2 separate regions of the Homo sapiens genome follow, and region 2 is linked to region 1. The links are chromatin loops, found by intact Hi-C in ENCODE. Cell type or tissue: OCI-LY7. All regions are shown on one strand. Each heading gives the region's core, and the rest is flanking DNA. Links, peaks and the distances in the headings are about the cores only.

What was found. Peaks named below come from ENCODE experiments on the same cell type or tissue, not always from the same donor. Only the 100,000 strongest peaks of a DNase experiment are listed, where the experiment ranks them.
Region 2: it touches region 1 in a loop (8-fold over the local background); 7 of 110 quality-filtered maps call a loop at or near these places.

Annotation. Positions count from the first base shown.
Region 1 is chr2:7,565,522-7,569,914 of GRCh38, reverse strand. No RefSeq gene overlaps it. Among named protein-coding and RNA genes, the nearest start is that of LINC01871, 160 kb to the left of the region's middle. In OCI-LY7, for the core only: CTCF peaks have their summits at 1,790 and 1,992; a DNase peak (open chromatin) is centred at 2,064; H3K4me3 peaks cover 1,153 bases; H3K27ac peaks cover 1,870 bases.
Region 2 is chr2:7,669,851-7,674,243 of GRCh38, reverse strand. It overlaps LOC101929510 (a long non-coding RNA gene), which reads right to left. Exons shown (of 5, transcript XR_007088657.1): 5 at 1-398. It overlaps LOC107985848 (a long non-coding RNA gene), which reads left to right and starts at 1,959. Exons shown (of 2, transcript XR_001739272.2): 1 at 1,959-2,162; 2 at 2,337-2,573. RefSeq lists a silencer at 1,872-2,166. In OCI-LY7, for the core only: CTCF peaks have their summits at 1,762 and 1,983 (motif pointing right); a DNase peak (open chromatin) is centred at 1,983.

The sequences.
Region 1 (4,393 bases), core at 260-4,259:
CAAAAAGTGATAATTCTAGAGATTCACTAACATGGTTCAATTAAAAAAAGAAAAAGAACACATGTGCTAGAATGCATTACAGCACTCAGAATGACAGCCAACATGTAATGAGTGCTGTAGAAGTGATGGTATTATTGGCCCATGAGCACTACATTGTTATATGCATAAATCTGGTTTGGGAGTGCCTCCCCAGGGCCTTGGAAAGCTTGAGAAGCCCCTGCTCTTTGGTACAATGCCTGAAAATCAACTGACATGTTAGCGGCTGTGTGGGGAGCACAGTGATTCAGAGAGCAGCTTTGGAGGCAAAGCTGGGTGATGCTGGGACATGGCCGATCTTCCCTGCAGTTCAGCTTTGATGGCCCCAGCTGTGATGGCACCTTGAAGAGTTATTCTGAAGAAGAATGAAACAATGTAGGTATAGCCCCCAGCATGGCAACATCACTCATACGTGTGGGACAAATTGGCCAGGCCCCAGCTCAGTGGAATTCCACTAGGCATGTTGGCTGAGAGTGAAGAGAATAGCCCAGCAGTGCTTACCTCCTGTGGACTAGTGTATATTTCTTTTTTTTTTTTTCTTTTTTTGAGATGGAGTTTTGCTCTTGTTGCCCAGGCTGGAGTGCAATGGTGCAATCTCGGCTCACCATGACTTCTGCCTCCCAGGTTCAAACAATTCTCCTGCCTCAGCCTCCCAAGTAGCTGAGATTACAGGCACGTGCCACCACGCCTGGCTAATTTTGTATTTTCAGTAGGCATGGGGTTTCTCCACGTTGGTCAGGCTGTTCTCAAACTCCCGACCTCAGATGATCCCCCCGCTTCGACCTCCCAAAGTGCTGGGATTACAGGCGTGAGCCACCGCACCCTGCCGGCTAGAGTATATTTCTCACTATTGGAAGAGAACGATGGCTTGGTGGAACAGCATCGGGCTTAGATTTAAGGGTCTGGGTTGAAACTCTGGCTGCAACACAAATGTTGAGCCTTTTGTGGAGTCACTTAAACTCTCTTAGTCCCCATTTCTCTGTCAAACGACTATCATAAGACCTACTTCTCAGAGTGACCATGAAGCCTAAAGGAAGTCATATATGTGAAAGCACCCAGAGTGTGCCAATGAATGTATTAGAGTTGACACTTCACACTAGAGTAGCCTTTTTCTGTTGTTTTTTAAATCACTGCTACTACAGACCAGAGAATAGTTATCTATTAGTTGTGTATTTTCTTGCATAGCACTGAGCTAGGAACTGATGAAGCAGAGGCCAACCAAACAGACATGCTCCCTGCTTGTCTGACTTTTCATCTATGTAATAACTTTGAATAACTCCTTAAAATAAATAAAGATAAATGCTCACTCTTATATGGTAAAGAAACTGAGGTATAACAACTTTAAGACAAAGACAAACAATATTTTGACATGTCATGGGGTCTACCAAAGTACCTTGACTATAACATGTATAGAATTAAAGATGCATCAAAACATGCATGAAGAATTCCGAGACAGAAAGAAAAGTTGTCGGCAGTGGGGGGTTTTCTAAAGAGAAATGAGCAGCAGTCTCCCAGGAGCCACACCCTGTCTCTCAGCCATGTTTTATTTATTGAACATGGGACTCTGGCAGGAGGACATGTGTCTTCTCTTTAACCTCAATGAGAGAATGCGGGGAATGGCCCCAAGCAAAGGAGGTCCTGCCCATCCTTGGGCAAGAGTCATATGTGCTTCTCCTCCATCACCCCAAGCCGATGCCTCATTTTCCAAACCAGCCTCCTCTCTACACCCCTGTCCCTACAAATGCTTGACTGGCTAAGAGGATGGATGGGCATTTGGCAGATGAATTCGGGGCTGCTCAGTATACTTGGACTTTGGCCAGTGCTTTGAGATTGAGGTGGGCATAGAAAAGTGTTAGCTGGAAGACAGCTGCAATTCTAAGTTGGGAGAGCACAGGGCAGTGCACTCTCTTTCCTCTGAACTTGTAGCTGAAAGAAGCTCGCTGCTGCCACACACCTGTGACTTTGTGTGAGATGTGAGCTGCCGGTCCCAGGGAGCCCCTCAGAGCTGGTGGGAGCAGAGGCACCCTGCACCCTCACAAAGTTCTCCACAGTTCAGCTGCACCTGGGACTGTGTAGGTGTGTTTTTCTCCTCTTGTTGATTTGGTTACCGAAAAGAGCTTTTGATGGAGACCACATCCTTTTACTGAGTATCAAGAAAGTTTATTAAAAGTAGCTCAGAGAACACAATAAAACCCCCAACTATCTGATTCAATAGTGCTCGCCTGACTTTCCTTTCTCTGTCACCAAGTTATAAACACACCTTCTGTAATCAGCTGTACTTTCCATCTTGAAAGGATATTTCAGAAAGGGAGATAAGACAAACGGGCAATGGCAGATGATAAATCAGAATGTATATTGGATTCTTTTAAAAAGATATGGTAAATTCTCATTCAAAGTATACAAAAGCATGTATTGCTGAGTTACAAATACTGATATGCTTTAACTCGTTCTATGATAACAGCCAGGAATGTATCTAAGATGGCATATAACTTTCAAAGAGTCCTTTCCCTTCCGTGCAAATGTTGTTGCTGAGAGTGTCTGCAGCCTGCATGAACTGGCATGTACTGCCAACAGGTACAGGAGCATTCTAAGCAGAGGGAAGATTTAAGTCTTTAGTCCATCTTGGATTAATTTTTGTATAAGGTGCAAGGAAGGGATCCAGTTTCAGCTTTCTACATATGGCTAGCCAGTTTTCCCAGCACCATTTATTAAATAGGGAATCCTTTCCCCATTTCTTGTTTTTGTCAGGTTTGTCAAAGATCAGATGGTTGTAGATGTGTGGTGTTATTTCTGAGGGCTCTGTCCTGTTCCATTGGTCTATATCTCTGTTTTGGTACCAGTACCGTGCTGTTTTGGTTACTGTAGCCTTGTAGTATAGTTTGAAGTCAGGTAGCGTGATGCCTCCAGCTTTGTTCTTTCGGCTTAGGATTGACTTGGCAATGTGGGCTCTTTTTTGGTTCCATATGAACTTTAAAGTAGTTTTTTCCAATTGGTAGCTTGATGGGGATGGCATTGAATCTATAAATTACCTTGGGCAGTGTGGCCATTTTCACGCAGAGGGAAGAGCATGTGCAAGGGCAGAAAGGAGTGCCCAGTGTGGAGACTCTGCAGCTGAGAGGTTACACACACTCACTTCTCATTTTAGGCTTACAACAGTCAAGGGAGGTTGTAAGGGATATGTAGGTAATGTGGTTTAAGAGGTCAAAGATCAGAAAAATTACACATTGCAAAAGCCACGGCTTGAAAGGCAAAGAGAACAGGAACTCATAGCTTGGACACTTACTAGCCGTGAGGCATTGAGTAAGTGATCAGCCTCAATGTCTCTGTCTTTAGAATGGGCATGATGATGCCCACTTCATAAGACTTGCTTTAAAGATTGCATTAGGAAAAAAATGTAAATCCTAACATCATGTAGCAGATGCTCGAAAAGTGTCCTTTTTCTTCTCTTTTCCCACTTTCTTTTTACCTTCCCGTCACGTTCCAGTCCTGTCTCCTCCATCCACCATTCTTGGTGCTGTTTCTTCCCTCTGTGCTTTCCAGGAAGCCCTTCTGGAGCCTATTTTTGAAAGGGGTGAAATTTCTCCTGGCCCTGAGGCCTCACCTGACTTCTCCCTTTGGCACCCAGGCTGCTCTGCCTCCAAGGCTCCAGCATGTTCTTCCCCAGAGTAGGCTCTGAATTGTACATTTTTATTGTTTCTCAACCTGGTGCTTAATGGAGGTTTAACAAATGTTTGCTGCCGATCATGAAATAGTCTTTTTCAAGCCAGAATTATGGAACAATTACAGTGTCAAAGGGAAGGTTGGCTGCCATTTATGTGAAGGTTAATTGTTAATAGAGCCACCAAAAGAGGACATCTCACTGCTCTGAAGCCAGAAGTGAAGAAAAGGCTCAACATCAGAAATATTTCTCCTTTTTAACAAATCATTTTTAAGAGAAAGACTTTTGAAATACATCGTTCTTTGACACGAGCTAAGACATCAAATACACACAGCTGAGTCACTGAAAATTAATAAAGAGCAGACATGGGCAGAGATACAGATTACATTAGTAAATTACTGAGTTTATGTTCAGCATGTTGCCTTCCAGGTATGATCCCGTATAATCAATAATCTTTGGATGTTCTGCAAAAGAGACATGCTACCGACTGAAAGTCAGTATCCCCTCAAAATTCATAGGTTGAAGCCTTAATCCCTAACGTGATGGTCTTAGGAGGTGGGGCCTGAGAGTGGTGATCAGACCCTGAGGTTGCAGTCCTCATGAATGAGATTAGTGCCCTCAAAAAGAAACACAAAAGAGATGAGCTCTCTGCCAAGTGAGGACACAGCAAGAAGGTGGCCTTCTATAAACCAGATGAAG
Region 2 (4,393 bases), core at 179-4,178, 100 kb before region 1:
CCTTGATCTGTTTGAAAAACCAGACAGGTGAGCTTAAAAGGAACCACCTGCATACTCTTTAAAGAAAGTTCCTCTTATATTCCTCTAGAGTAGAAGCCCAAAACTCTAGTTACTTCATGGAAATGTCTTTCCTTGTGGTTTTCCAGACAGTTTTGGCTGATGCCCAGCCTTCTGAGTAGGTAAAATAATTTTCTGGAAAGTATCCGAATGATTCAGCACATCCACTGAGTTTCTAGTCAGGAGTCTGGCCCTGTCCCTGGTGATGGAGCTTCTGTTTTTGATTCTCCCCTTTTACTGGTCGGCACCAAATTCCCCCTGGTTGACACCTTAAATGCCAGTTCAAATGCTGCCCTCTGATACTTTCTTTTCAGAATCAAGGCTCAATTCCAAACAAGTTCCTGTTTAAAGAACAGACAAGAAAGAGCATATTGAGGCAAAGAGGTTAGAACTGAGATGTGGAGAGGGGAAAGAATGAAAAATAAATAAATAAAAAGAGGAAAAAGGGAGGTGAAAGAGGCTGAGATCCGGCTACCAGCCCAGACCCCAGACTTGCATGGCTGGGCGCCCAAGGACACCGCACCTGTAGACTCCGGAGGCAAATCCAAAGTGACTCTCTCCTCAAAGCATTGTGCACCCTGGATTTTCCATTCATAAATGCTAAAATGGCCATTGCCTACCCTGCACCTAGGATTTCAACCTGGAACTTTTCACACCCTCTGTGCATTTCCTGGAGACCCTTCCCATCATCCACATGATCTGTAGGAGCACCACGGTCCTTCAGTTCTGCCAGCTAAGCTGCTCTTGAATTCGCCTTCATCCAGATGGACTTTTTCAGAAGGCCTCCTTGGCCTGGGCAGCCGCAGCCTCCAGCATTGCTCCTTTCTCTCTGCAGCAGGAGTGATCTTTCCAGGATGTTTATCTGTATCTGTCAGGTGGCTGTTCCGCCCCTGCTTAAAATTCTCCAGCAGGACTTCAGAGTTGCCAGGGTGAAATGCAGAGCCACTGGCTCACCCTCCCTGGTCTGATCCTGTGCATGTCTTCTAAACTTATCTCTGGCACCATGGCCATGTGAAATAGTCGTTCCAGCATTTCCTTAAGCATATATTTTTAATCTTCTTTTGCCTCCTATTCCCTCTATTTGAAATGTCACCCACACCACTTCCCCATTAATAGCTGCTTTTCTGTCTTGCTAGCTCCTACACATTTGCACATCACCTGGACATTATCGGCACCTCAAAGCCTCTCCTGGCGTTGTTCCTTCCAGAGTGAGGTGCCCCTGTCGGTTCTCCCATAAAACCATGGGTTGCACTGCATGTAGCTCTCTGGACTCTGATCATTGATTTACTTTCCTTTCTCCCTTAGTCACCTTTGAGTTCCACGTGCTGTCGGCCCATCTCAAACTCATGACACAATTGTTGACACATAGATGGTAGCCAGTGCTTGTCAACTAAAGAAGAGAATGGGAAAGGAAGAAGACAAAAGTGACCAAAGAAAAAAAACAGGTAAACTCAGTGCTGATGTTAAAAAATCAAAAGATGTTGTGCTGCCTTGAGAAGGTTTTTGCACACTTAAATATGGGTCAAATATTAGCATGTCAAAAAAGGAGAGGCACACAATGTTACCAGACCCCTTTCCTCCCTGGGCTGCGTAGGAACAGTGGTAACCTCAGCCTTCACAGAGAGAGACATCTTCCTGGAATAACCTGCATGTCAGGGCGGTATGCGGTATCCTACCCACGCCTGGGTGCTGCGTTAGCCTCCTGTTTCCTGTCTGCCCACTCACATTTGATTTGACCTCTTTCTCACCAGAAAAGCTATATTCTCTCACAACATATGTTTTTTTTTTTAATTCTACCCATCCTTCTAAGATGTTCGCATCTCTCTTTAACATTTGTCAAAATGGCTTCACCTCATGACTTTATTTTGCAAATTCACTTATTTAGAGGCTTGTTAAAACAGACCTGCCCTTGCAATTTAGGGATGCAGCCACCAGGTGGCAGGATGGTGCTCAAACTGCAGGATGCAGGCTTTCCCTGAATTCCTCAGGATTCAGGTTTCCAGTCAATGCAAGAAGCCCTTCTTCCGTCCCTTCAGGATCAGCCTGCTCTCTGCAGGGCGCTTCCAGGGACAAGGCCTCATGAGGACAGCCCACTCCATAAACAGGTAAATCTTGGGAGTAGAGATACTCTGGAGCAGGTCAACAATATTTACTGTGCAAATGCCAGGGACCCAGCATTTGATAAGAGCTGCAGATAAAAAAGATGCTGAAGAGGTTCTCTTAAGAGGAAATCTCATTTTAAGAGCTCACATCACCTAAAATGTTTTCCTTTAACTCAGGTGGAATGCTGCCTTGATCAAGTGCAGTCTCCTTCCCAGCTCTGCAATGCAAGCGCACCCTGGACCCTGACTTCCCCATCCTCCTTTTATGCAGTCTCAAACTGATGTGTCATCGCTCCACAGTCCCTCAAGCCCCCAAGCTTCTCCCTCCTGCCTAGCTCCTTCCCTGGCCCCCAAAGAAGGCTGACAGGAGAAACTAAACTGAAATAAAGAGGCCATGGTAGCTCTGTTTCCTAAGATGTTTTGTTCTTTTTCTACCCATAAGGGAATGATTCAAAATGTCCCTCCACCTGGGTCCAACCGGTTTGCCTGAAGTTAATTCACTCACCAGCTGTTAAGGCTGCTTCTGTCCTTGGGTGAAATTTGGCTGGCTCACCCACTCTTCGGAGCTACAACTGGGCCTGGCCTCATTAGAAGCCATGTGGCCTCTGTAGCTGGCACCGTGGCTGTCCCCCGAGTCAGCCGGGATTGCATCAGCTCCTCTGATGGCCAGAAGCAGATTTCACATTTTTTCCTCTCTCGAATGTGTGCTGTCTTCTTGCTGCGTTCTGATTTAGCTTCCTATCTCTGAGACACATATTTAGCTCTCGTCTCATTTGCAGAGGTACTGTCATGCTTTTGAACGATGTGGTCTTACTTTTCCAGCTGTTCCATGTCACCAAACCAACATTCTTTGGGGTTACACTTGTGGGGAATTGTCTTCCAAAAGACTATCTTTCTATTTCAAGTTTTGCCTAAGCATCTCCAGCAGACATTATCAATGAGGTAATTTTTGGCAAACTTAAGAGCGTGATCCTGCGTAACAGATGCTTAGGAGAGCACTGACAACTCACACAAGATGATTACCATTCCACTGGCTTGACCCTCCTAGGTTGAGAGCACAAGGGGGAGGGTTTTTTTGATAGAATTGATGAGACTCAAAAAGATCTGATTTTGGTCTTTCAATGTCAGTGGATACCACTCAGGATGTGTTGAACTGGGGAGGGGAGCTGGCCTGCACTAAACACATACCACACGTCCAGCACTCCGTAAGGTAGGCTCAGCTATTTTCAAGGTAAACCTGTAAGCATTCTGTTATTATGCCTTTTAAAAGATGTGAAACTGAAGATCTGAGTCTAAGAAATGTTTAGCCAATGCTGCACAGATCGTAGAGGTTCAAAGCAGGCTATAATTCAAGGTCTTTCTGTATCCAAAGCTTGTGCTCCTCAAAAGCAGTACAATTCCTTTCTAAATTAACTTTGATTTCTTTTTTCTGATTATAAAAGCAAAAGTTGCTAATGTAAAAAAAAAAATGGAAAAATACATAAAAATGTAAACAGAGACCTCAAATCACTTTTAATTCATTAACATTTTGTTATTTTTTTCTTTCCGTACTGGTTTTTCTAGATAACTAATTAGACAGATGAGACAGACAGACAGACAGATGGCCCATAGTATCTTTAACCATTTCTCTATTGTGGTTCTAGTTACATATGTCAAACTGACTTCTAAAAATAAATGAGCAGCAATTCATAGCAGTATATGAGTATATCTATCTCATATCAGAAGAGGCAATAATGTAGTAACTTCTATGGCTTTGGTTTCCCTTCTAAGAGAAATTGACATCTTATTCCTTTAATTACATTACTAACCAGATTGAACAATTTTCAATTTGGTTATTTTTCGTATTTATTTCCATATTTACTTTTCAATAAAAAGTAAATTTTTTAAATTTTCCCTATTAGAGGTTAGATATTTCTTTATTCAGAATTACAGATCTCTTTTCTCATTTTATGGCAAACACATCCATGTTTGTTTTATACAGATCTATAATTCTTTCTTCCTGGCTTTAGAAATGAAAGCTAACTTTTCTTACTTTGGGAAATAATGCCTAACTAACTTCAGGCTAGTCTTTGGGCTAATAGGGAATTCCTACAAGTGCCAGTCTGCAAATGAAAATGAATTCTAGCCAAGTTATTATCATTTTGACCTTTAATTACATGTGTCCTTCTTCTCCCTCCTTTGAAGACCAAATTAAAAAACAAAGCAAAACAAAACAAAACACTTGGTTTTTGTAT